Linked DNA regions of Homo sapiens: region 2 is linked to region 1. A link is an interaction called in ENCODE POLR2A ChIA-PET data of the cell type or tissue named here. Cell type or tissue: MCF 10A. All regions are shown on one strand. Each heading gives the region's core, and the rest is flanking DNA. Links, peaks and the distances in the headings are about the cores only. Region 1 overlaps LOC102723324 (a long non-coding RNA gene). Region 2 overlaps GSN (gelsolin).

Evidence for each region. Peaks named below come from ENCODE experiments on the same cell type or tissue, not always from the same donor. Only the 100,000 strongest peaks of a DNase experiment are listed, where the experiment ranks them.
Region 2: POLR2A ChIA-PET joins it to region 1 with 13 read pairs; 8 of 35 experiments call an interaction of 5 or more read pairs at or near these places.

What each region holds. Positions count from the first base shown.
Region 1 is chr9:121,392,016-121,404,081 of GRCh38, forward strand. The region is part of intron 3 of LOC102723324 (a long non-coding RNA gene); the gene reads left to right. Among named protein-coding and RNA genes, the nearest start is that of STOM, 28 kb to the left of the region's middle. In MCF 10A, for the core only: a CTCF peak has its summit at 8,308 (motif pointing left); DNase peaks (open chromatin) are centred at 6,506 and 8,286.
Region 2 is chr9:121,328,180-121,340,245 of GRCh38, forward strand. GSN (gelsolin) reads left to right here. Exons shown (of 18, transcript NM_198252.3): 15 at 712-836; 16 at 1,059-1,136; 17 at 3,209-3,269; 18 at 4,255-4,663. The coding sequence ends at 4,424. It overlaps STOM (stomatin), which reads right to left. Exons shown (of 7, transcript NM_004099.6): 7 at 10,808-12,066. Among named protein-coding and RNA genes, the nearest start is that of STOM, 36 kb to the right of the region's middle. In MCF 10A, for the core only: no CTCF peak of the experiment used is centred there; a DNase peak (open chromatin) is centred at 7,242.

The DNA.
Region 1 (12,066 bases), core at 2,246-10,245:
GCTCTGTAGATGTACCAATATTTATTTAACCAATGCCCTATAGAAAATGTCTTGGGTTTGTTTCTCATTTTTGGCTTTACAAACAATACTGCAGTGAATAACTTCATATGAACCTCATTGTATAGGTTTGTAGGTATATTTGCGTAAACATTCTCAGAAGTAGTAGAGTTGTAGAGTATCAGTTTAGTATTATAATATATCTAGAGTGGGATTATCTATCATCTGTTTTAATATGGACAATCAGGAAAATAGCAATCATTTCTAGTACTTACAACAGGGAAAATTTAATGCAGGAAAGTGGTTACCAGGTGTTGGAGGAACTGAGCACCTAATGGAGAAAGGGGAGCAATTCAGATATTAGTAACAACAGAAAACCATTGCCTGTAGCCTGGAAAGACAAAAGAAGACAAGAATCACTGAATTCTGGAGCTGGAGGTCATTTACTGGAGGCTAGGGCCTCTACGGACCTGTGTGATGAGAACTGGAGCTGCTGAGGAGATGCAGTCACTGCCAGAGAAGTGACTGAGTTAGAAGAGGAAGGGGGAGAAATGTGCTGGTTTATTCCTTCCCTCCTCATCCTCCAATCTTTGAGAAACCAGCTGATATGAGTCTGGGAATCGCAGTCAATGGATCAACCCCTTGCGATACAAAACAGAGCAGGGAAGGGCAAGGAATGCATTTGAGGACAAATGGATTCAGAATCCATATTGTTCACCCCTTCTGCTACTCAGCATTCAAGTTCACCCTTCTACCCATGTTTAATACCATCATACTTCTGTCTGTCATACAAACAAGAGGAGAGACACCAAGTCCCATCAATCATTGTATCCATCTCAAGTTTGGGATCTACTGGTGATCCTCATTCCTTCCCATCAGGTCTGGATGTGTCTTTTTGTGGCCTGGTGACCTACGAACTAAATTGTAAATTAAGCAACCACTGACACTTTCCATGCAAAACTGTGGGGGAAGGGGAAGGGGAAGGGGACAAAATAGAAATCGTTGGTTAATAGATACATAACAAATACACGTGAATGCTACAATTCTTGTTGCTATAAAAAGTCGCAAGGATGAAGTTGATTTTTATCATTTCCTTTTTCTACCACTTATTCCATATTTCCTTTGCTTTTAGCTAGGACTGCAAATGGTTTGGGTTCTTTACTTGCAGGATGATTGTATCAGTCAGGATAAAGCCAGAACAACAGAAACCACACTTGGTATTTCAACAGAGATAATTTAACATAAGGAATTGGCTACGGAGTTTTGGGGAACCAAAAAAGCAAAAAAAAAAAAAAAAAAAACCAAAAAAACAGGTCGGGGCAGATATTGAACATAGATATAGTAACTATAGGAAGAAGCTACCACTCCTATGGCTGAGGACACAAAAGGAAGTTTGCACCAAAGGAAACTTAAAGGAGAGGCATCTCAGACTTCTGAGGAGGGGCCACTGCCTAACTCTTGCTGGCTCATTGATGAGACATGTTGAGGCTGGTTCTAGGAATGCCAAAAAAAAGTTGAGTGTTAGAAATGATAGCCACTTGTCAGGAAGGAAGCATATCCTGTCTCACTCCTTCTGCCTTGAAGAACTAACAGGAAGCCAACTGGCAAAGTAGAAATATAGCTCTCATAGTCCCAGCCCCGTGGTCATAAAGAAGAGTATAAATGTGTGAGTTTGGACTGAGAGAAAATGGCATAACAACTGGGACAGCTCATTACTTTGCTTACTCAATATTCATGCACAACTTTCTCTGTATATTTGAGCTTCTCATATAGCAATTTAAAAATGGCAGCTTTTTCTTTAACAAGATACAGCTACCCTTTGTAGAAATTGACACTCTTGGCCGGGCACAGAGACTCACGCCTGTAATCCCAGAACTTTGGGAGGCCGAGGCAGGTGGATCGCTTGAGCCCAGAAGTTCAAGACCAGTCTGGGCAACATGATGAAACCCCATCTCTACTAAAAATAAAAAAAATAGCTGAGCATGGTGGCACATGCCTGTAATCCCAGCTACTCAGGAGGCTGTGGCACGAGAATAGCTTGAACCTGGGGGGTGGAGGTTGCAGTGAGTGGAGATTGTGCCATTGCACTCCAGCCTGGGTGACAGAACAAGACTCGGTCTCAAAAAAGTAAATAAACATAAAAAAATAAATTGACACTCTCACCCTTTCCCCATAAACGGATGATCCCAAATTATATTAATCTCTGGATTATGTGTTAATTACTCCTCAATTCAGTAAAGTCCCTTATGAACCTTCTGTAACCTAAAGATGAAATTGTAAAGTTAACAATTGCCATTAATTTTTAAAATTACAGTGGGAAAGGAGAAGAAAAAAAGTTAATATATACAGAAATACATAAATACACACATATACATTAAGCAAGTAAGAAATAATGCTTAGTTATTAGTCTTTGTATCTGTCTAGTCATGAGCCTGTGGTTAGTGTCCCTTCCTCCCCAGCTCATTTCATGCTTCCTGTACTCTGAGCCAGTATATACCAAGTGGTGTGATCCAAACTGTCATTCCTGAAGGGTCTGAATTGTCAGTGGTCCTGTCTTTTCTTGGTTATCGTAGTTTACCATTAACTTTTACTGTCAGCGATGGGAATATAGGGGTGCCATGTTGCCATGAATGACAGCATCCCCATATATAGTCCTTCGTGGCCTCATTTTGTAGCAGCAACCCAATGTTTCTTTAGTTGTCAGGATCAATCACTCCAGCCAGTAATTCCCTTCTTTGCCCATTGGTTCAGTTGCATGTGGAGTCTAAAATGGCCATTTAGCTGTTAGAAATTCAATGGAAACTGTCTTGGGAATAAAGCAGAGTTCAAATTACGGGAAGCAGAATTCTGTGAAGAAGTATAACAGTGAGAGAAGCCACTTTCCCTTTTGCTCTTTGATTACGGACTTGTGTCTTGTGGCTTTGGGAGAAATAGTGCCATACATTGGTCAATGGCTCAAAGCATATGTTGTTCTTTGAAGACAGTCCCAGCCTTACAAAATGTTTCTCAGCTCATGTTGTAACTGAGTCTGTAGTAGGCCATTCCATTGTTATATCGGGCCAGATATTTCTAGATGGTGGGGTGTGCAGTAAGGCTAGTTATTTCCATGATTTGCAAACTCTAATTACACTTCTAAGATGTGTTCCTTAGAAGCTGTGTTGAGTAGGATACCATGATATTGAGTAAGGAATTATGTGGTAGTGTTGGCAGAAACACAATGGGCAGAAGAGGCAAATCTATACACAGAATAGTTGTCTATTCTAGCACAAACAAATGGCTTTCATTTCCATGATGGAAGGGGTGCTTTATAATCAACCTACCAACACAGAGTTGGCTGATCCCCTTGGGAAATGGTGCCATATTGGAGACTCACAGTTTAGATTCTGTTCTTGATAATTTGGGAACTCAACAGTGCCAACAGTCAGATTAGCTTGGTAAGGGGAAGTCCATTTTGTTGGGTCTGTGCTTCATTTCTGCCACTATGGCCATTTTGTACACAAGCCCATTAAAACAGAAGATGAGGAAAGGTGCTGACTGATAATCCCAGAACAAGTCACTTTGTTCACCCCTATTATTGAGGCCTCCTCTACAATGGATGTACCTTGGTAAGCACTCACACAAATTCCTTCACATTTAGTGCCCATTCTGAAAGATCTGTGCATGTGTCTCTTCTTCAGTCTTCCTTGTTATCAATCTTCCAGGCTTGTTCTTTTCAATTTCCTGACCAGGTGACCAAAGCATTATTCACTGTCCACAGATGAGTGTACATCTGTACCACAGGCCACCCCTCTTTCCTGGCTGAGGGGACTTCAAGGTATACTGCCAAAACTTCTGCCCTCTTGGAGGGTTTTCCTTCACCATTCCCCTTCAGTGGCATCTCTGAGGGAGTATACTGGTACTAGTGTAATGTGGACACACTTCTGTGAACCAGGCCCAAGTTGGTTTAAAAAATTTTTTAAATTTTTTATTTAAAAGATTTTAAATTGACACATAATAATTGTACGTATTTATGAGGTACATAGTTATGTTGTGATACATACAATGTATAGTGATCAGATCAGGGTAATTAGCATATCCATCACCTCAAACATTTATCATTTCTTTGTGTTGGGAACATTCAATATTCTTTTTCTAGCTATTTGAAACTATAAGATATTGTTAATTATAGTCATCCTATGGTGGCATAGAACACTATAACTTATTTCTCCTATCTATTTGTTTCCTTTAACAAAGCTCTATCTCCCTCTTCCCCCTACTCTTCTCAGCCTTTAGTATCCTTTGTTCTACTTTTTACTTCTATGAGATCAACTTTTTTTAGCTTCCACATGTGAGTGAGAACATGCAGTGTTTGACATTCTGTTCCTGGCTTATTTTGCTTAACGTAATGTCCTCCATTTCCATCCATGTTGCCCCGAATTACAGGATTTTATTCTTTATTATGGCTGAATAGTACTCCATTGTGTGTGTGTGCATATATATATATATATATACACATATATGTATATATATGTGTATATATATATGTATATATGTATATATATATGTGTATATATATATGTATATATATATATCATTGTGTGTGTATATAAATATATATATGTTTACCACATTTTTCTTATTCATCCATCTGTTGTTGCACACATAGGTTGATTCCTTATCTTGGCTCTCGTGAATAGTGCTGCAGTAAACATGGGCATGCAGGTTTCTTTTCAATATGTTGATTTCCTTTCCTTTGGATAAATACCCAGTAGAGGAATTTCAGTATCATACTGTGGCTCTATTTGTAGTTTTTTGAGGAACCTCCATACTGTTCTCCCTACTGGCTGTACTAGTTTATATTCCCACCAAGTGTATGAGAGTTCCCTTCTCTCTGCATCCTTGCCAGCACTTTTTTTTTTTTTTTTGTATTTTTGATAATAGCCAGCCTGACTTGGATGAGATGTTATATCATTGTGGTTGTGATTTACATTTCCCTGATAATTAGTGATATTGAGCATTTTTTCATATACCTTTTGGTCATTTGCATTTGAAAAATGTCTGTTCAGATCACTTGCCCATTTTTAATCATATTGTTTGTTTGCTGTTGAGATATTTGCGTTCTTGTGTATTCTGGATATCAATCCCTGGTCAGATGAGTAGTTTGCAGATATTTTCTCCCATTCTGTAAGTTGTCTTTTCACTGTGTTGATTGTTTTCTTTGCTGTGCAGAAGCTTTTTAGTTTGATATAATCCCATTTATTTTTGCATTTGTTGCCTGTGCTTTTGAGGTCTTATTCATAAAGTCTTTTCCCAGAGCAATGTCCTGAAGCATTTCCCCTAAAATCTTTCTTCTAGTACTTTTATAGTTTTGGGTTTTATATTTAGGTCTTTGATCCCTTTTTAGTTGATTTTTGTGTATGGTGAGAGATAGGGGTCTAGTTTCATTCTTCTGCGTATAGATATTCAGTTTTCCCAGCACTATTTATTTATTTATTTATTTATTTATTTATTTATTTATTTGAGACAGGGTCTTGCTTTATCACCCAGACTGGAATGCAATGGTGCAATCATGGCTTACTGCAGCCTCAACTTCCCAGGCTCAAGTGATCCTCCCACCTCAGCCTCCCAAGTCACTGGGACTATTGGTGCATGCCACTGCACCTGGCTGTTTTAAAAAAATATATTTTGTGTGTTTGTAGAGAGGGGTCTCCCTTTGTTGCCCAGGCTGGTCTTGAACTTCTGGGCTCAAGCAATCTTCCCTGCTCATCCTCCCAAAGTGTTGTGATTACAGGCATGAGCCATCGTGCCTGGCCCAGCACTGTTTATTGAAGAGATTGTCCTTTCCCCAATGTATGTTCTTGGTCCCTTTGCCAAAAATCAGTTGGCTGTAGATACATAGATTAATTTCTGGGTTCTCTATTCTGTCTCATTGGTCTATGTGTCTGTTTTTATGTCAGTGCCATGCTGTTTTGATTACTATGGCTTTGTGGTATATTTTGAAGTCAGGTAGTATGATGCCTCCAGCTTTGTTTTCTGGCTTGGGTTTGCCTTGGCTATTCAAGATCTTTCGTGGTCCTGTATAAATTTTAGGATTTTTTTGTTTTTATGAAGAATGTCATTGGTATTTTGACAGGGATAAGGCCCAAGTGTATTTTCCCCCTCTTTCAACAGGCCATAAGGAGCTCCCCATGAAACCACAAGTGCTGGTTGAGGGAGAGGCCAAAAGGCATCAGAAGTAAGTGCTGTGGGGGTCTGGGCCACCTGCTCGTGTAACTTGCTTGTGCTCTGAGCTTGCTTGAGTCTGATCTTGTACATACTATGTCTATTTGATAATGGATTGCTGCTGCACATTATTATAGCTAGGTCTTGTTCATAATGGGCAAGTTATGTCATGTAATTGTTAGGTCATGTAATAGGAATTCCATGGTTAAACAGTTTTTACCAGGGCGTAATAGTGAGCTATGAGCTGCTTCTTTAAGGGGGCAGAGGAGTGTATGGTTCTGTTAGCTAGCTATGTGTTGTGTCATTTTCCTGTTGAGGCTTGCGTGAGGAGCCATGCAGCACTCTTACCACAGACACTTGGAGCACCACTGGATAGACAGACTGGAATGACACTGCCTCGACCCACTGTAGAGCCTTCTCTTGCTTCAGGCACCATTCAGAAGTAGCAGCCTTACAAGTTACTTGGTGTAACCGGATCAGAGCAGAGCATCCACTTGTGGTTTGTGTTGCCTACAAAATCTAAAGAGGCCGAGGACTGGCACAATAATCCTGAACTTGGAAAACAAAGACTGCATAACATTACCTATTGATATAGCGGCCAGATGTGACTTTGGTTGTTTTCCCTTCATATGTGGTTGTATACAAAATAGTACATTTTGTTAAGTAGGAACTTTTTTGGACTTGTATTATGGTAAGAAACATGTATGTGTGTCCTCCTGTAGGCTGTCTGAATATTTCTTTCTGGTCTACATAGCATCTCTTGGTCTGGGCAAACTTCCCTTCCCAATTTAGGTGGTTCTGATGAGTAAAGGTAAATTACCAGATAGCAAAGCAAGAGGGCATTCTAGAAAATAAGATCAGTGGAAGCAAAGGCCTATGGGCATTGTGGGTTCTGGAAGCAGTAATTAGTTCAGTTGAGTAGTAAGTAGCACTAGGGGTGAAGAGTATGAAGAGTGGAGTGGTGGGAGATAAAACGGGAAATGTTAGGTAGGGCTATACTGGAAGGAGCTTTATGTACCATATGAAGAAAGTGGACAAAATCCTATGCTGAGGGAAAAGTAGTGATTTTTTTTTTACAGGACTGTGATGTGATCACATCACATTGATATGAAAGATATTCCATGAGGGAGAATTTGAGATGAGCAATACTAGGGGTAGAGCTATTATTTAAGATTACCTAGTAATTCTGAATAAAATGATGAGACATGAGCTAAGTAAGGTAGTGTGAATTAGAGGAGAAAATGAATTTAAATGATACATAGGAAGTGGAATTGACAGACTTGGTGGCTGACTATGTGGAGTGGGAAGAGAGAACAGGAATTTATGTATGTGGTTAAAAATTATATACTTGTATGAAACAATCTGGTTTGAGCTTGAGTGGGGTTCAGAGAGATCTGGGCCTAGTGTAGAGTGACCAGCTGTTCTGGTTTATCCAAGATTAAGGGATTTCGATTTCCTGGGATGTGAGACTTCCAATGCTAAAACTGTGAAAGTCCCCAGCAAACCAGGACAAATTGGTCATGCTAGCCTAATATGAATGGGCGGACAGATTAGTGACAGGAGCTTATCGGCATAAGCACTGAAACACCTTCTGGGATAACCATGACCTGGCAAGAGAGCCTTTAGTGGTGCAAAGAAATGGTGATCCTTGATAATGCATGGTAGTTGCTATTCAAATCTACCTCCCAATGGATCCAATCTGGGGTCCCACGGAGAAAGGAGGCTGGAAGTAAAATACGAAAGAACTGTTTCACTAATCTGTGACCCCGTTTAACAGAGTGTAACTCAGAGAGGACAGATTCTTTCTCACCGTGGACTACCCCACAGCTCTGGAAACCTGAGGGCTTTAGTACATTGGGAGATTCAGTTAAATACAGGTTGGGGGAGTTCCAAGGGATGGAGAGGGTGGGGAAAGGGAGAAGGAGGAACTGGTAACCTGTACTGGTACAAGAAAAACTAAAATACTTAGCAGAACAGAATAACATCTGTGCAGTGGGGTATAAGTCAGTGAAATATGAGTTATTACAGCACAGGTGACATCAGCAGGCTTTTCTTGAAGCAATTCCTTTCAGAAGGAAAGAATGTGTTGATTACTTTCTTTGTTATGTTGCGCCATCTACTGGTAACTCTCATGTACTTTTTTCCTAGTTAGATGTTTAAAAGAAGACAGATGAATTAAAAACTTGAGAACTGTTTCCAAAGTCGTCATTTATTCGTTCGTTCGTTCATTCATTCATTCATTCATTCACTTCACAAATACTGAGTGAGTATGTATACCTTCTATATTGCAGTTACATTTCTAGGCATTGGGGTTACAGCTGTGAACAAAACTGAAAGAACCCTGAACTCATGGAAGCTTACTTTGATGAAAGAGTACATTTCATTTTTTTCCCATGTGAATGTTCTGTTTTCAAAGCACCATTTACTGAAAAGATTATTTTTTTTTCTTTAGGACTCTGCAGTGCCGTTACTGTTATATATGAAGTGTCCATTTATATGTGAGTCATTGCCTATCTTGGTTATGCTCCATTGATTTATTTGTCAATTTCTGTGACAATATCATATTGTCTTTATCATTTTACTTTATAATCATTGTTAATATTTAGTACATCAAGAACTCCCACCTCATTTTTTAAAAGAATGTTTTGGATAGTCTTGGCCTTTAAATTTTCCATAAAGTTTAAAATCAGTCTGTCAAATTCTGTCAAAAAAAAAAAAACCCTCCTGGGAATATTTATTGGGATTGAACTGAATCATTAAATCATTTTAGAGTGAACTGATATTTTTATACTATTGAGCCTTCCAATCACGATTTACTTCAGTTTTCCTTAGTGTCTTTCAATAGACATAAAAGTCTTATATATCTTTTGGTACACTTATTTGTAGATACTTGATTTTTTTAGGCTAAAAAGGCATCTTTAAAAAATCATTTGCTAACAATTATGGCTGGTGTTTGGAAATGTAACTACTTTTGTCATATTGATTATTCATCTAGGGATTTTGCTAAATGCTCTTATAATTCAAATAAATCTCTTTTTCCTACATATACAATTTATCATTTGTAGATAATTATACCATTAATTTGTTTTTCTTATCCTTCATGTACTAGTTAGAAGCTCTAGTACAACACAGAATAGAAATGGTGATATTAGGCACCCTTTAATTGTTCCTGACTTTACAGGAAAAGCTTTTGACATAAAACATTACTTTTCTTTGGTTTTCTACAGATACTTTTTATTAGATTAAGAACTTTCATTCTATTTCTTTTTTCTTAAGTGTTTAAAAATCTTGAATGGATATTAAGTTTTATCAAATGCTTTAGAAATTTTGCATCTATGTAGAAATACTGTAACTTTTTTTCTGCTTGAATCTCTTAATGTGGTGAAGAACTGGTACCAATTCTACTGAAACTATTCAAAAAATTTGAGGAGGAAGGACTCCTCTCCAACTCATTCTATAAAGCCAGCATCACCCTGATACCAAAATCTGGCAAAGACATAATGATAAAAGAAAGCTACAGGCCAATATCTCTGATGAATGTATGTGCAAAAATCCTCAACAAAATACTAGCAAACTGAATCCGAAGCACATTAAAAAGTTAATTCATCATGATCAAGTTGGTTTCATTCCTGGGATGCAAGGTTGGTTCAACATACACAAATCAATAAATGTGATTCACCACATAAACAGAATTAAAAACAAAAACCATATGATCATCTCAATAGACACAGAAAAAGCTTTTTATAAAATTCAACATCCCATCATGATAAAAGCCCTCTAAAAAATAGTCACCAAAGGAACATACCTCAAAATAAGAGCCATCTATGATAAACCAGCTAACATCATACTGAAGGGGCAAAAATTGGAAGCATTCCCCTGGAGAATTGGAACAAGACAAGAATGCCCACTCTCACCACTCCTATTCAACATGGTAATGAAAGTCCTTGACACAGCAATCAGGTGAAAGAAAGAAATAAAAGACATCCAAATAGGAAAAGAAGAAGATAGTTTGACTTCTTCTTTGCTGATGATAGGAATCTATACATAGAAAACCCTAAAAACTGCCAAAAGTCTCCTAGAACTGATAAACAACTTCAGCAAAATTTCCAGATACAAAATCAATATACAAAAATCAGTAACATTTCTATACACCAATAACATTCAAGCTGAGAGCCAAACCAAGAATGCAATCCCATTTACAATAGCTGCAAAAAACAAACAAACAAAAACCTAGGAATACAAGTAATGATGGAGGTGAAAGATCTCTCCACGAACTACAAAATACTGCTGAAAAAAACCATACGTGGTACAAACAAATGGAAAAACAGTCCATGCTCATGGATTAGAAGAATCAATATTGTTAAAATGGCTAAAAGCAATCTACAGATTGAATGCTATTCTTATCAAGCTACCAACATTATTTTCCACAGAAGTAGAAAAAACTATTCTAAAATTCATATGGAACCAAAAAAGAGTACAGATAGCCAAAGCAATCCTAAGCAAAAAGAACAAAGCTGGAGGCATCACATTAGCAACTTCAAACTATACTACAAGGCTACAGTATCAAAACAACATGGTACTGGGACAAAAACAGATGCACAGACCAATGGAACAGAATAGAGAACCCAGAAGTAAAGCCACACATCTACAACCACCTGATCTTTAACAAAGTCATCAAAAATAAACAATGGGGAAAGGACTCTCTATTCAATAAATGGTGCTGGGATAACTGGCTAGCCATATGCAGAAGACTGAAACTGGACCCCTACCTTTCACCAAATACAAAAGTTAACTCAAGATGAATTAAATATTTAAATGTAAGACCTCAAACTATAAGAATCATAGAAGAAAACCTAAGAAACCTATTCTGGACATCAGCCTTGGGAAATAATTCATAACTGAGTCCTCAAAAGCAATTGCAACGGAAACAAATTGACCAGTGGTACCTAATTAAAGTAACAAGCTTCCAATTAAAGCTACCAATTAAAGTAACTATCAACAGAGTAAACAGCCTACAGAATAGGAGAAAATGTTTGCAAACTATGCATCTGACAAAAGTCTGATATCTAGAGCTATAAGGAACCTAAACAAATCAGCAAGCAAAAAACCAATAACCCCATTTAAAAAATGAGCAAAAGACATGAACAGACACTTCCCAAAAGAAGACCTGCAAGTGGGCAACAAATACATGAAAAAATGCTCCACATCGCTAATTGTCAGAGAAATGCAAATCAAAACCATAATGAGATACCATCTCATATCAGTTAGAATGGCTATTATTATTATTATTTTATTTTTATTATATTTTAGATGGAATCTCGCTCTGTTGCCAGGCTGGAGTGCAGTGGCACAACCTCAGCTCACTGCAACCTCTGCCTCCTGGGTTCAAGTGATTCTCCTGCCTCAGCCACCATGCCCACCTAATTTTTGTATTTTTAGTAGAGATGGGGTTTCACCATGTTGGCCAGGATGTCTCCATCTCTTGACCTCGTGATCCACACGCCTCAGCCTCTCGAAGTGCTGGGATTACAGTTGTGAGCCACTGCGCCGGGCTGGCTATTATTAAAAAATAAAAATAAATAGATGCTGGTAAGCCTGCAGAGAAAAGGGAAACTTATACACTTTTGGTGGGAATGTAAATTAGTTCAGCTACTGTGGAAAGCTGTTTTTTGAGTTGTGTGAGTTCTTTACATATTCTACATACCTAACTCATCAGGTAAATTATTTGCAAAAGTTTTCTCCCATTTTATGGGTTGTCTTTCCACTTTGTTGTTAGTATTCTTTGATACACTAAAGTTTTGTATTTTGATGAATTCTAATTTATTTTTTTCTTTTGATTGTGCTTTTGGTGTCATATCTAAGAAACCA
Region 2 (12,066 bases), core at 4,067-12,066, 62 kb before region 1:
CAGCTCTTCCTTCTGCCAGCCTGCAGTCTTTATACTGTTACTTTGAGTTCATTCCCACCTGCTTGATGCTTAACAGAAATGGTGAAGAGTGACTTGGTCTAAAGCAGCTCTGTCCAGCAGAACCTTCTATGCAGATGGACATGTTCTGTATCTGCCGAGTCCAATTTGACAGCCATTAGTCACATGTGGCTGTTGAGCACTTGAAATGCGACCAGTGGGAATTAGTGGGAATGAAGAACTGAACTTTTAGTCGAATTTAATTTTAATGAATTTAAATTTAAATGGCTGCACATGGACAGAGCAGGTATAGTGGAAAGAGTATAGGTGTTAGAATCAGACAAGATTTGTATCCTGGTCTTAACACTTACCATCTGTGTGACCTTGAGTGAGTTGCTTAACCTCTCCGAGCCACAACTGCCTCATTAGCTGAGTGGAGCTAATGGTCCTCATCCCGCAATGCTGTCGTCAGCCTCAAGCCAATAGTGGTCCTGGCTGTGTGACTACTGCCAAGTCTGCCCTCTCTGGGCCTCTATTTCGTCACCTTCCAATTCCCTCAGGCCTCTTCCCTCTGGATCTCCTGGGATTTTTAGGATGGAGGGAGGAGAGGGAGAGCAGTTGGTTGCGCTTGGGCAGGGCTGGTCCCAGGGTCCGATGAGATGGGAGAGAGGGGTGATGGCGTCCCTTGGCAACTGGCGTGGCCTCCCCTCACAGATGGCTTCTGGGAGGCCCTGGGCGGGAAGGCTGCCTACCGCACATCCCCACGGCTGAAGGACAAGAAGATGGATGCCCATCCTCCTCGCCTCTTTGCCTGCTCCAACAAGATTGGACGTTTTGTGGTGAGCCCCTGCGGAGGTCACACCTCTGCTTTCCCCTCGGGAGGCGAGTTCCACAGGACTGGCCGGCAGCAGGGGCAGGAGAAACAGTTCTGATGGTGTGGCACAGAGGAAGGGGCCCCCTGCCAGCTGCAGCCAGCTGTGCCACTCCCTCAGGGGGCAGATAAAGGAAGGCCACCCAGGGGAGGGAAGACATCTCACTGATGCTCTTTCGTTCCTTCCCAGATCGAAGAGGTTCCTGGTGAGCTCATGCAGGAAGACCTGGCAACGGATGACGTCATGCTTCTGGACACCTGGGACCAGGTGGGTGAAGGACAGGTGAAGGCTCTCTGTGCCAGAGGGAGTGGGAGAAACTAGACTTCCAGTTCTATGATCAGTTGCTAGAAGGACCTAAAGGGGGCAGTGCCAGGTGTTGCCAGAAAAGTCTCTAAGGGTACTGGAAGTCACTTCTTCTTTCTGAGCTTCCATTTCCTCATCTGTAAACTGGGAGTGGCGGTACCTCCCTTGCAGATACACTCACCTTGAAAGCTGCAAAACGCCCTATAAAGGCAAATCACATGACCTTCATCATTCTCTCCCAGACCTTGCAGGAGCGTGAACTCTTCCTTTAAATCTGTTGGCAGAGGAAGTTGAACTTAGCAGCATCTTGTTTGCAGGCATAAACTGTCCAGTGTCACCTAGAGGCTCTAGAGGGCTCCTGCTTCTGGTTTGAGGGCTCTGGGCTCTGTCTCCACTTCATCTCCTAGAGAAGGCCATTATGTAGGACTTGGCAGGGGAAGATGCCATTCACTTACTCAACCAATATTAATTGGGCACTGCTTTGTGCCAGGTGCTTTATGTTTGAGATGCTGGGATAGAGCAATGAATAAAGTAGGCATTTTCCTGCTCTCCCAGGGCTTACGTTCTCACAGGGGTGTCAGGTCAGTCACCTTTCCTATCAAGGTGGCTTCTCCCAGAGTCCTCAGAGTTACGGAGCAGCTGGCCACGAAGGCATAAGACTCTACACTACCCACAGGGATGCTCGGAATCCCCAGTTGGAAGATCGGGACCAAAAATGATTGCAGCTTGAGCCATTCAGCAGTTGTCATTGATTGATCCATTGGCTACTTAATCTGTTTGTTCATCTGTTAGGGATTCAGTCAGCCAACATTTATTCAGCACCATGGTCTTGCAGGCAAAATGCTGAGTGCTGAGAATCCTATGATGAGCAAAATAGAATGCCTGCCTTCGAGGGGCTTCCACTTTAGTTGGGAACACATTTATAAATAAGTAAGAGAGGGCCAGACATGTTGGCTCACACTTGTAAACCCAGCACTTTGAGAGGCTGAGGTGGGCAGATCACTTGAGGTCAGGAGTTCAAGACCAGCCTGGCCAACATGGTGAAACCCCATCTCTACTAAAAATACAAAACAATTAGCCAGGCTTGGTGGTGGGTGCTTATAATCCCACCTACTTGGGAGGTCGAGGCAGAAGAATCACTTGAACCCAGGAGGCGGAGGTTGCAGTGAGCTGAGATCATGCCACTGCACTCCAGCCTGGGTGACAGAGTGAGACTCCGTCTCAAAAAAAAGTGAGAAAAATGAAGTCTGACATTTTATTGTCTAATGCCATTTTATCAATGATAGGTGCTCTTTGAAGTAATATTTTAGATATGCATAAAAATAGATGATACATAAAAATCAGCTAAATAATGTGTAATAGAACTTGTAACAAGACTCAAAATGGTGATAGTGGTGGGTGAGTTATTTTTATTCCAAGCCTTAGGCCCATTTTGACAAAGATGCACACAGACCGGCACATAGTAGACTCTCGGTGCATATTTGTTGGATAAATAAATGGGTGAGAATATGTTTGGCCACTCATTTGTTGAACGAGTGAATGCTGTTCAAGAGATAACTCATGGACCTTTAGAGAAGAATCTCAAACTCAATGCCTGATGGTACCTGGTTGGCAATGTTAGCGAATGAAGCAGGCTGGGCTGGGGAGACGTGAAGGAGCAGTGGAGTCTGAGGCAAACTAGAACTGCTCATCTCAAAGGGGCAGCTCCTGCGCAGCTTGACTCAAGTGAGGTTTGAAGGCCCAGGCTGCTAGATCCTCCAATTTTTAAAGAGAAGTTGGAAATCTAGATTTTTATGTCATAACGGTTTAAAAAGACATTGTTGGCTAACACAAGGTGGTGGGTGAGCAAACAAAACATGTTTGTAGGTTGCCAGTTTTCAACCTCTGTTCCAAATCCTTCCAGTCTTAGTTCATGGGCTCTGTTAGAAAGGGGAGGGCTTTGTCTGGTCTGATACCTGGCCCCTCCCCAGTCTTCCTCCAGCCGTGAATTTGATCAGCACTCCTCATGTACCTTTCCTGTTGCATCTCACCTCCAGGTCTTTGTCTGGGTTGGAAAGGATTCTCAAGAAGAAGAAAAGACAGAAGCCTTGACTTCTGGTGAGGACCCGAGTGCCTGGGGGCGGGGGGAGGGGTCCGTTGCTTGTGGGGTGCTGGGAGTGGCTCCTGTACAGGTCTGGGAATGAGCATCTTTCCAGGGGACTGATGGACAAGATAGGGTGGGGACTTCCTCCTCTGTGGGCCAGCCCCTCATAAATCCTGCCTGGGATAGTGAAGAACACATCAGTTCCTTCAGAAACCCTGAGGCTTCTCAAAGAAGGCTCTCCTCTGTTCCAGGAGAAGGAAGGGACAGATGAGAAGTCACTTCAAGTTCCCAGAATACTCAGAAGCTGAACTTGTCAAGGTTTAGATGTGGCAAAGCAGGCCAGGCATGGTGACTCATGCATGTAATCCCAGCATTTTGGGAGGCCAAGGCAGGAGGATCACTTGAGCCCAGGAGTTTGAAAGCAGCCCGGGCAACATAGTGAAACCTCATCTCTAGAAAAAATACAAAAAAATTAGCCAGGCGTGTTGGTGTACACCCGTGGTCCCAGCTACTCAGGAGGTTGAGGTCAGAGGATTGCTTGAGCCCAGGAGTTCACGGCTGCTGTGAGCCATGATCGCACCACTATACTGTAGCCTGGGTGACAGAATGAGATGGTGTCTCAAAATGAAAAAAAAAAAGAAAAAGATGTTGCAAAGCAGATTCTTGGCAGCTGAATAGATCTGATTTGTGAGCTGGGAACCCAAAAGTTGGTTCCCATATCTTCCAGTAGGGGACTGCAAGGGAAAGTAATAAGCTTTATGAAGCAGGAGATTAAGCCGTAGCCCTGTTCCTTCCTGTGTTCCTGAGCAGGGTGGTGGAGAGCCCACGTGGGTATCATGCCTTTAAAGGAGGATGGTGCCCAGGGCAGGGGGTGGGCAGTAGGGACAGTAGGACCATAGACCCTCTTCTTTGTCAACTCCTGTCCTGAGTCACCCTCTCCCTGGTGTGGGAGGCACTAAGAATTCCTGGGGTTTCCTTTTCTTGCACGTGTGTCTGCAGCTAAGCGGTACATCGAGACGGACCCAGCCAATCGGGATCGGCGGACGCCCATCACCGTGGTGAAGCAAGGCTTTGAGCCTCCCTCCTTTGTGGGCTGGTTCCTTGGCTGGGATGATGATTACTGGTCTGTGGACCCCTTGGACAGGGCCATGGCTGAGCTGGCTGCCTGAGGAGGGGCAGGGCCCACCCATGTCACCGGTCAGTGCCTTTTGGAACTGTCCTTCCCTCAAAGAGGCCTTAGAGCGAGCAGAGCAGCTCTGCTATGAGTGTGTGTGTGTGTGTGTGTTGTTTCTTTTTTTTTTTTTTACAGTATCCAAAAATAGCCCTGCAAAAATTCAGAGTCCTTGCAAAATTGTCTAAAATGTCAGTGTTTGGGAAATTAAATCCAATAAAAACATTTTGAAGTGTGTACTCTAGTGTGGCTCGTTTCCTTGTGCCCATCTGACAGTGAGAGCCGGCGTCTTCTCTGCCTGTGTCCCTGGTAATTCTGAGAATGGCCAGAGAGGTGCCTAGCATTTGCCTGTAAACTAGTAGAAAGGCTACATCCACCCTGTGCGTGAATCCTGGTGCCCTGAGAGGCGATGCCACAGTGAGTTGAGAGGTGTGTAGATTGTCCTGGGGGATACCTATGCTAAAGGAAATAAGGAGGGGCCGGGTACGGTGGCTCACACATGTAATCCCGACACTTTGGGAGACCGAGGCAGGCAGATCACCTGAGATCAGGAGTTCGAGACCAGCCTGGCCAACATGGTGAAAGCCTGCCTCTACTAAAAATAAAAAATTAGCCAGGCGTGGTGGCACATGCCTGTAATCCCACCTACTCGGGAGGCTGAGACAGGAGAATCTCTTGAACCCAGGAGGCGGATGTTGCAGTGAGCTGAGATTGCACCATTGCACTCCAGCCTGGGTGACAGAGCGAGATTCTGTCTCAAAAGAAAGGAAATAGGTGGGGAACCAAGGAAGACTGGGAGAGCCATCAGACCCTCGACGCAAGTCTGACCCTAGGTGGAGAAAAAAGGGAGAGAAGGTTGTGCGGAAGTGTCTTAGTGGTCATTTATTTAATCCAGGAAGATTTGGCAAAGCTTGTCGGCAGTCCCAAAGCCAAATTCAGTGTTCTTTTTAAATTTAATGGTATAGTCCCATTTTTGTTGTTTTTTATTGTGGCAAACTGTACGTAACACAGTATTTATTTTAACCACTTGTATGTATTTCAGTAACATTGCATATACAGTGTTATGTAGCCATCACCACTCTCTGTACCCAAAACTTTTTGATAATCCCCAATATAAATGCTCTGCCCATTAAATACCAATTCCCCATTCTTCCCTATTCGCCAGCCCCTGGTAACCTGTATTTTACTTTCAGTCTCAGAATTTGACTATTCCAGGGACCTCATATAAGTGGAATCATACAACATTTGTCCTCTGTGTGTGGCTTATTTCACTTAGCAGAATGTTTTCAAGACTCATCTGTGTTGTAGCATATATCAACTTTTCACTCCTTTTTGTGGCTGAGTAATATTCTACTGCATGTCTATACCACATCTGGTTTATTCAGCCATCAATGGACTCTTTGTTATTTGTGCCTTTTGGCTATTGTGCATAAGGCTGCTATGAACATGAGCATCTGTTCAATTCAAAGTGTTCTTGAGCCAGAGTCAAAGTCAGCCAGCAAAGGAATTGTGTGTCTCTTGTAAGCAGGCGTGCCTTATCTGCCCCCTGCACTCAGTCTTTGGGAGGCCTGGCCTTGGGACACATGTGGGATGAAGTTCAAAGCCAGCAGTCGGAGCCCTTATCAATTATATGCCCTGCAGTAGAAAGCGGGCAGGGTGCATCCTCATAGCTGCCACATCCTGTAGCAGCTGCTTGGACCTTCCCTGCTGCCTCTGTTTCCCACAGATTCATTCTGCTGCCCCAAAGCTATGTGGAGAAATAACTGCAGCAGCTGCCAGCACAAGAGCTGCCCCCGGATGCTCTCAAAGTTTGCGGTCTTCAGGGTATGGGAAAGGGACTCTTCTGTGCCTTCTTGGTCCCCTGGGTCCTGACTCTCCACTCATGCTCAGCATGTCACACAGTCCCTCTTGGATATTTCTATGTTGTTTCATAATCTTTTCTCCTGGGAGACTAAACCAGTCCAAGAAACCTGCTGGAGGACATTCCCCAGTCCTCCCGCTCTGTCCTTTTGGTCTCTTCTCACCTTGTTTTCCCCCCGTCTTGTTCTGTGTCACCTCCCACCACCACTCCATCCCCATTGAGTTATGATGTGAAAGCTCGCAAGCATATGACTGTAAAAGAACAGAAACCAGCATGAGGGCTTAAATGATGGGCAGGCTGTGTGTTTGTGTGTGTGTGTGTGTGTGTGTGTGTGTGTGTGTGTGTGTGTGTGTTTACACTGTTGTCTCCAAAGCTGGCTGATCACCCAAATTGCCCAGGGAACTTTTTAAAAGCATGGATTCCCCAAGGGCCATTCCTCCAGAGATTCTGATTCATCGCAGAAGTGTCGAGGGTAGTGGAGAAGAAATTTTCTGGATGAAACGTGGAGGGAAGATGAAGTCACTTTCAGGCAGAGGGTGCAGCTAGTACAGGCAGGGGGCTGTGAGGGGAACAGCGTGCTCAGGGACAGACAGCAGCCTGGAGTGGCAGGCCTCTGAGCTGAGAAGCAGGCTGGGGCTTTGAATGCCATACCAAGGGTTTGGACTTGATCCCATAACGCTTGCCTTGCCTACCCCCAAAGGTTTGCTTTCATGGTCAAAGCAATCAACTTGACAAAGTCCTGGTACAGAAGTGGCATTTACCACCCAAAGCTTCTAGGGCTTTCACGAGAGGCAGGTAGAGGCCTGTCTAGACAGAGCTAGCTTACTTCCTAGAAATTAGTGGGAGGTAAAATTTCAGGTAGACCTGCCCATTAATTCTTCATTTCAGTTTATACCAGCATTCAAGGGTATGGCTGTGGCCTCAAAAGAGAGTTGTGCAATGCTCTGAGAAAGAAAATAGCCTGGGGCCACTGAGATGCTGCCTTCTTATTTTTCTCTCAAAGGCAGAAAAGCCAATCAGGAGCACTATCACTTCAACCGCACATTTTATCTTTCTAAAGTTGCAGACGTCATCGTCTCCTACAATGGAAAAATCATCGTGAAATAATGAGACAGATGCCAGAGGGACAACGCTAGGCTTGGATCTTGTGTCCAATCTTGGGCAATTCAGTTGAACAGATATTTTGTACTTACTTTGTGCAAGGCATTATAGATATAATACTTAAACTTTTGGAGCCTCAAGTTACCCACCTGCAAAATGGTAATGTTGTATTAATACCTAGCTGGAGGTGGTATAATACAGTGGCTAATAGCTGGCTTTTGGAGTCAGACCTCAGTTCAAATCTAGCTCTACCACTCATTAGCAGTGTGATCTTAAGTTCTTTGCCATTTCCTTAGCTGAAAAATGAGAATAAGAACAGTGTCACCCCACTTAGAATTCTCATGAGGATTAAGGGAGGTAATGCTTAGCACAATGTCTGGCCTATAGTAAGTGCTCGAAAATGGTTAAAAATAATGAAAGCACCTAGGCCACAGCAGAACCTAGTATTCAACCACGGAGGCAAAGGCCCAATGTACTGTGGATCAGAAAGGATGTTTTTGGCTGTAAGCAGTGGAGGGCTAACTCAAACCAAATTAAACTGTAAGCACACTTATGTGCTCTCATACATAATCAGTTCAGAGTTGAGGGGGACTTCATGGTTGACTAAACGTAGTGGGCCTGAGTTTCCTGCTCATTCTCTTGGCCCTTGCTAGTCTGGTAGTAAAATATCTGTAGGTGTTCTGGTTGCTCCACACCCATGAACAGCAATGCCCAGAGGAAAAGAGGACTGTTTCTAGAAAAGTTTTCAGAAAAGGGAGGAGGAACTGCTCCCAAGACCACGGAAAACCTTTCCTCAGGTCTCAAGAATCCATATTGGGTCACATAATCATTCCTGATGGAATCATGGGCTAGAAGGATGGAATTATTCATAGGCCAGTTAGGTTCATCCTAGCAGGTGGGGGTGAATTCTTCTCCTGAGGTCAGAGCGCTCAGGGGGAGGTATCTGAACAAAGTCATGGCTCCTAGGAAGGAGGGAGGAGATAAATGGATGCTGGGTAGACCGCCATTTTGTTGGAGACTTCTGGGGGCCAGATGCGGAAAATTAAAAGTAATGGCTCCTTACAGTTCTGTGGCATCCAGTAATTAATTTTCAGACTGTTCAATTTCCAGTCATTTTCCCCCGGAATCTTTTAGGGAAGATTTGCAGCCTGCATTATGATTACTATGTTTCTAGAGTTTATTGTAAAACCACAGTTTTAACAGCGGCTTCAATTTCCTTTCTCACTAAACTCTTCTGGCTACAGGGTAGATTGAAAGGGGCTGTATCCTATTAGCCAGTGTGACTGGTTTAGGCAAATCCTAGCTTGATCTGAGCCTGGGTCTGCTGTAGACCTGATGTTAACAACATCACAGGAAGAGATCATCACTAATATCCCCGGAGATTTTCCTGTGGCCTGGTCAACACAGCCAAATGAGATTATGCATGGACATGAAAAAAGCTGTGTAAAGTGTCTTGCACAGTGCTGGCATTCAACCGTGGTTCCTTTTGCCTTCTTCTTGGTTCCTATAAAGTAAAAACTCTTCAGGTAACTGCATAGCTGTGTAGTTGGATCTTAGACATGATCTAGCCCAGGATTTCTTAAGTCTTTGGATAGGTTTGGGAGTGGGGCCAGTGTACCCCCAAAGCATCCAAATTTGTGTTGTGCACACTATGTGCAGTTTTCAGACGAAGCTCTGTAGCTTCCAACACATTCTCAAAAGGTCTGAGACCCAAACAGCTGGACTATAATCTCCCTGTTTTACAGGTGAGGAAAATGAGGCTGAGAGAACATATGACTTATCCAAGGTCACATTATAAAGTGGATGCTATAGCAAGGAAAGCACTCCAGAGCAGTGATTTTCAAACAGAAATATGTAGAATTCTATGAGGTGCTTCTGTGATTTTGTAAATATTAGATTCAAATTCCATGTTTAAAGTGGTAATAAAAACAGACAAGCAAAATGGAGAAATCGAATGTAGACTCTGAATATAAGATTGGAACTCTTTCGTAACTCTAATATTGTTTTTCAAAACAGCCTCATTGTTCTCATTGAGTTACTTTATATTCAGTAAATGTTATAAATGTGAACTCAAGAATTTATCCTGGCAAAAGACACCGTAAACCTTTTACTGATGCAGTTACCTTTGAAAAAAGGGGTTTGCTGCTGAAAGTAAGAGGAAGAGGCACTTGATTCACTATTTACTAGCCAAGTAACTGTGAGAGCAGGTTTGTGAGTATCACAAGAAATGATATATTTTAAAATGCTACATAAGCTGAGAGTCTATGGAACACTGGTTTCCTCCTGCTCAGGACAGTGTGTTATGACATTTGTGGTTACAAATGCCCAATCGGGCCGGGTGCAGTGGCTCACACATGTAATCCCAGCACTTTGGGAGGCCGAGGTGGGCAGATCACCTGAGGTCAGGAGTTCGAGACCAGCCTGGCCAACATGGTGAAACCCCATCTCTACTAAAAATAAAAATACAAAAATTAGCCGGGCGTGGTGGCATGCGCCTGTAGTCCCAGCTACTCAGGAGGCTGAGGCAGGAGAATCGCTTGAACCCAGGAGGCAGAGGTTGCAGTGAGCCAAGATCACGCCATTACACTCCAGCCTGGATGACAAGAGCGAGACTCCATCTCAAAGAAAAAAAAAAAACAAACAAATGCCCAATTGACTCTCCTCTTTTTATAGTGAACTTTGGCTGAATTGGATGGCCCAAAACAAAAGTTTAAGTTTAGGGCCCAGTTAGGTGTGAATGTAAAGACAAATGAACTTTGATAGTCTTGGGAAAAGTTGTGATCTATCTACAAAATGGTGGTGGTGGTGTGTGGATGGGGGCACTAGAGGCAGGCAGTGTCACACGAAGATACACTGATACACCTCACAAATCTTTGGCATTAGACAGATCTGGGTTTGAATCCCAGCTCTGTTTCTTTCCGACCATGTGACTTTGGCTGTTTTAACCTTTGAGCCTTCAGTGTCCTCATCTACAAAATGGTGATAATAAAGTGTCTATCAAACCATTTTGAGATAAAATGATAGAATGTACATACACGTATTTGTGCACAGAGCTGAGTGACTGGTGCTCCCAAATGGTAGCCACTAATTCAAGACAGTTCTGTCAGATGTTGCAGGTAAAACACATTGGTTTTTTATCATTATTTGTTTCTTTTTAAGTAAAGGCTATGTCTATGTGATTAACTGGGTGACAGCAAGAAGTGGGTTCCTGTCCTGTTTGGAGGAAGGCAAAAGAAAATGAAGTCAGTTAAAGCTTTGTGGTGGTGGTGGAGGGTGTGTGTGGATCTTGAAACTCCCCAGGGAAAATGTGTGGGCCAGTGCACCAGAGGGTGCCTGGACCTGGGAGACAGCAGATGGCCCACAGCAGCCTGTCCCCTTCCCCTGGCCCACAAAGCACACGAAGAAGCCAACCAGCCAGCTCAGAACCGGAGGATCTAATGTACTACTTCTGAAAACGGAAATCCACAGACATTCAATACAGGCCGAAACAGACTCTCACCCCAAAAATATTAGTGAAAGTGCATACACTTTATTATGTACATTGTTGGAAAGGGAGGCCACCTGGAGAAACTTCTGCACTGGCACTGTGTTCCTAGAGCTCCTTCTATGCGTCCCTCCCAAGTGATTTAATTTCAGCTGATTGGACTACGAATTCACAAGGCAGAAAAGTCAAGGTCATTTGGTATCTGGAGACAGGAGAACTCAAGGAACCAAAAGCACTGTTACTCTAAGTCTCAGAAAAGGTTTTCAGTCAGGATATGGAGGCTCCTGGTCCTCAAGGGTGAACCACTTCACACAACAGATAAAACCATCATTTTAAAATTCAAAATGTAAGTGCAACTTGAGTTTAAGTTGCACTGCTCCATACCTCTAATAAACTCAGCTAGGAGCCAGGATACATGGTAGTTCAAGGCTTCCTAAAATAAGCTTGAAATTGGGGTACAGGGGAAGGGACATCCATTGGCTGGATGGACAGAGTGGTTGAGCTAAAGAGAGCTATAAAGGCTCGTGCTGGGAAAGAAAGCTGTTATGCTTAGACTTCTCTAGGTGAACTCAGAGTCTCAAAGAGGAAATGTTACAAATGTCACCCGCCAGCTTTCTGGCCAGTAAGCAGAATGCCAGGTTGCTCAGATTCACAGACATTTGCAAAACAGAAGATGTCTCCTAATATTATAGACTAAGAATTTGTTGTCCAGAGGAGCTGACCAGTTCCTCTTTCAGCATCAATATACATGATAGAAGAATGACTAGGTAAATTTAAAAAGACCTACATCTATATAGATATTGTAAGTTTGACAGTATCTGCCCAAGATCATTAGACACTATATAGTCAATATACTGTGAATTCCTTATACTATGTAATGAATGGGTTTGTAATCAACATATTTCACAGTGTACCACAGTTAACAGCATGCAGATAGTAAAATATAATGGTTTCCTGAAGTTATCTCTTAAAAAAGTATTTTAGTCCTTCAGCTATTCAAATAGATATATAACAATTGCATATAGAACGTAGAGAAAATTTTATTAAAAAATTAAAACTATTTAAAACCTGATATATGAAAATAGGCAACAGTGAGAAAAAAGCACTTTTGTGACAAATATTTAGCTGGTTTGAAAGACAGAACAAGGAGGAATCATTTACTCATAAAGAAGGCTCAAATAAGTTAAAACATGG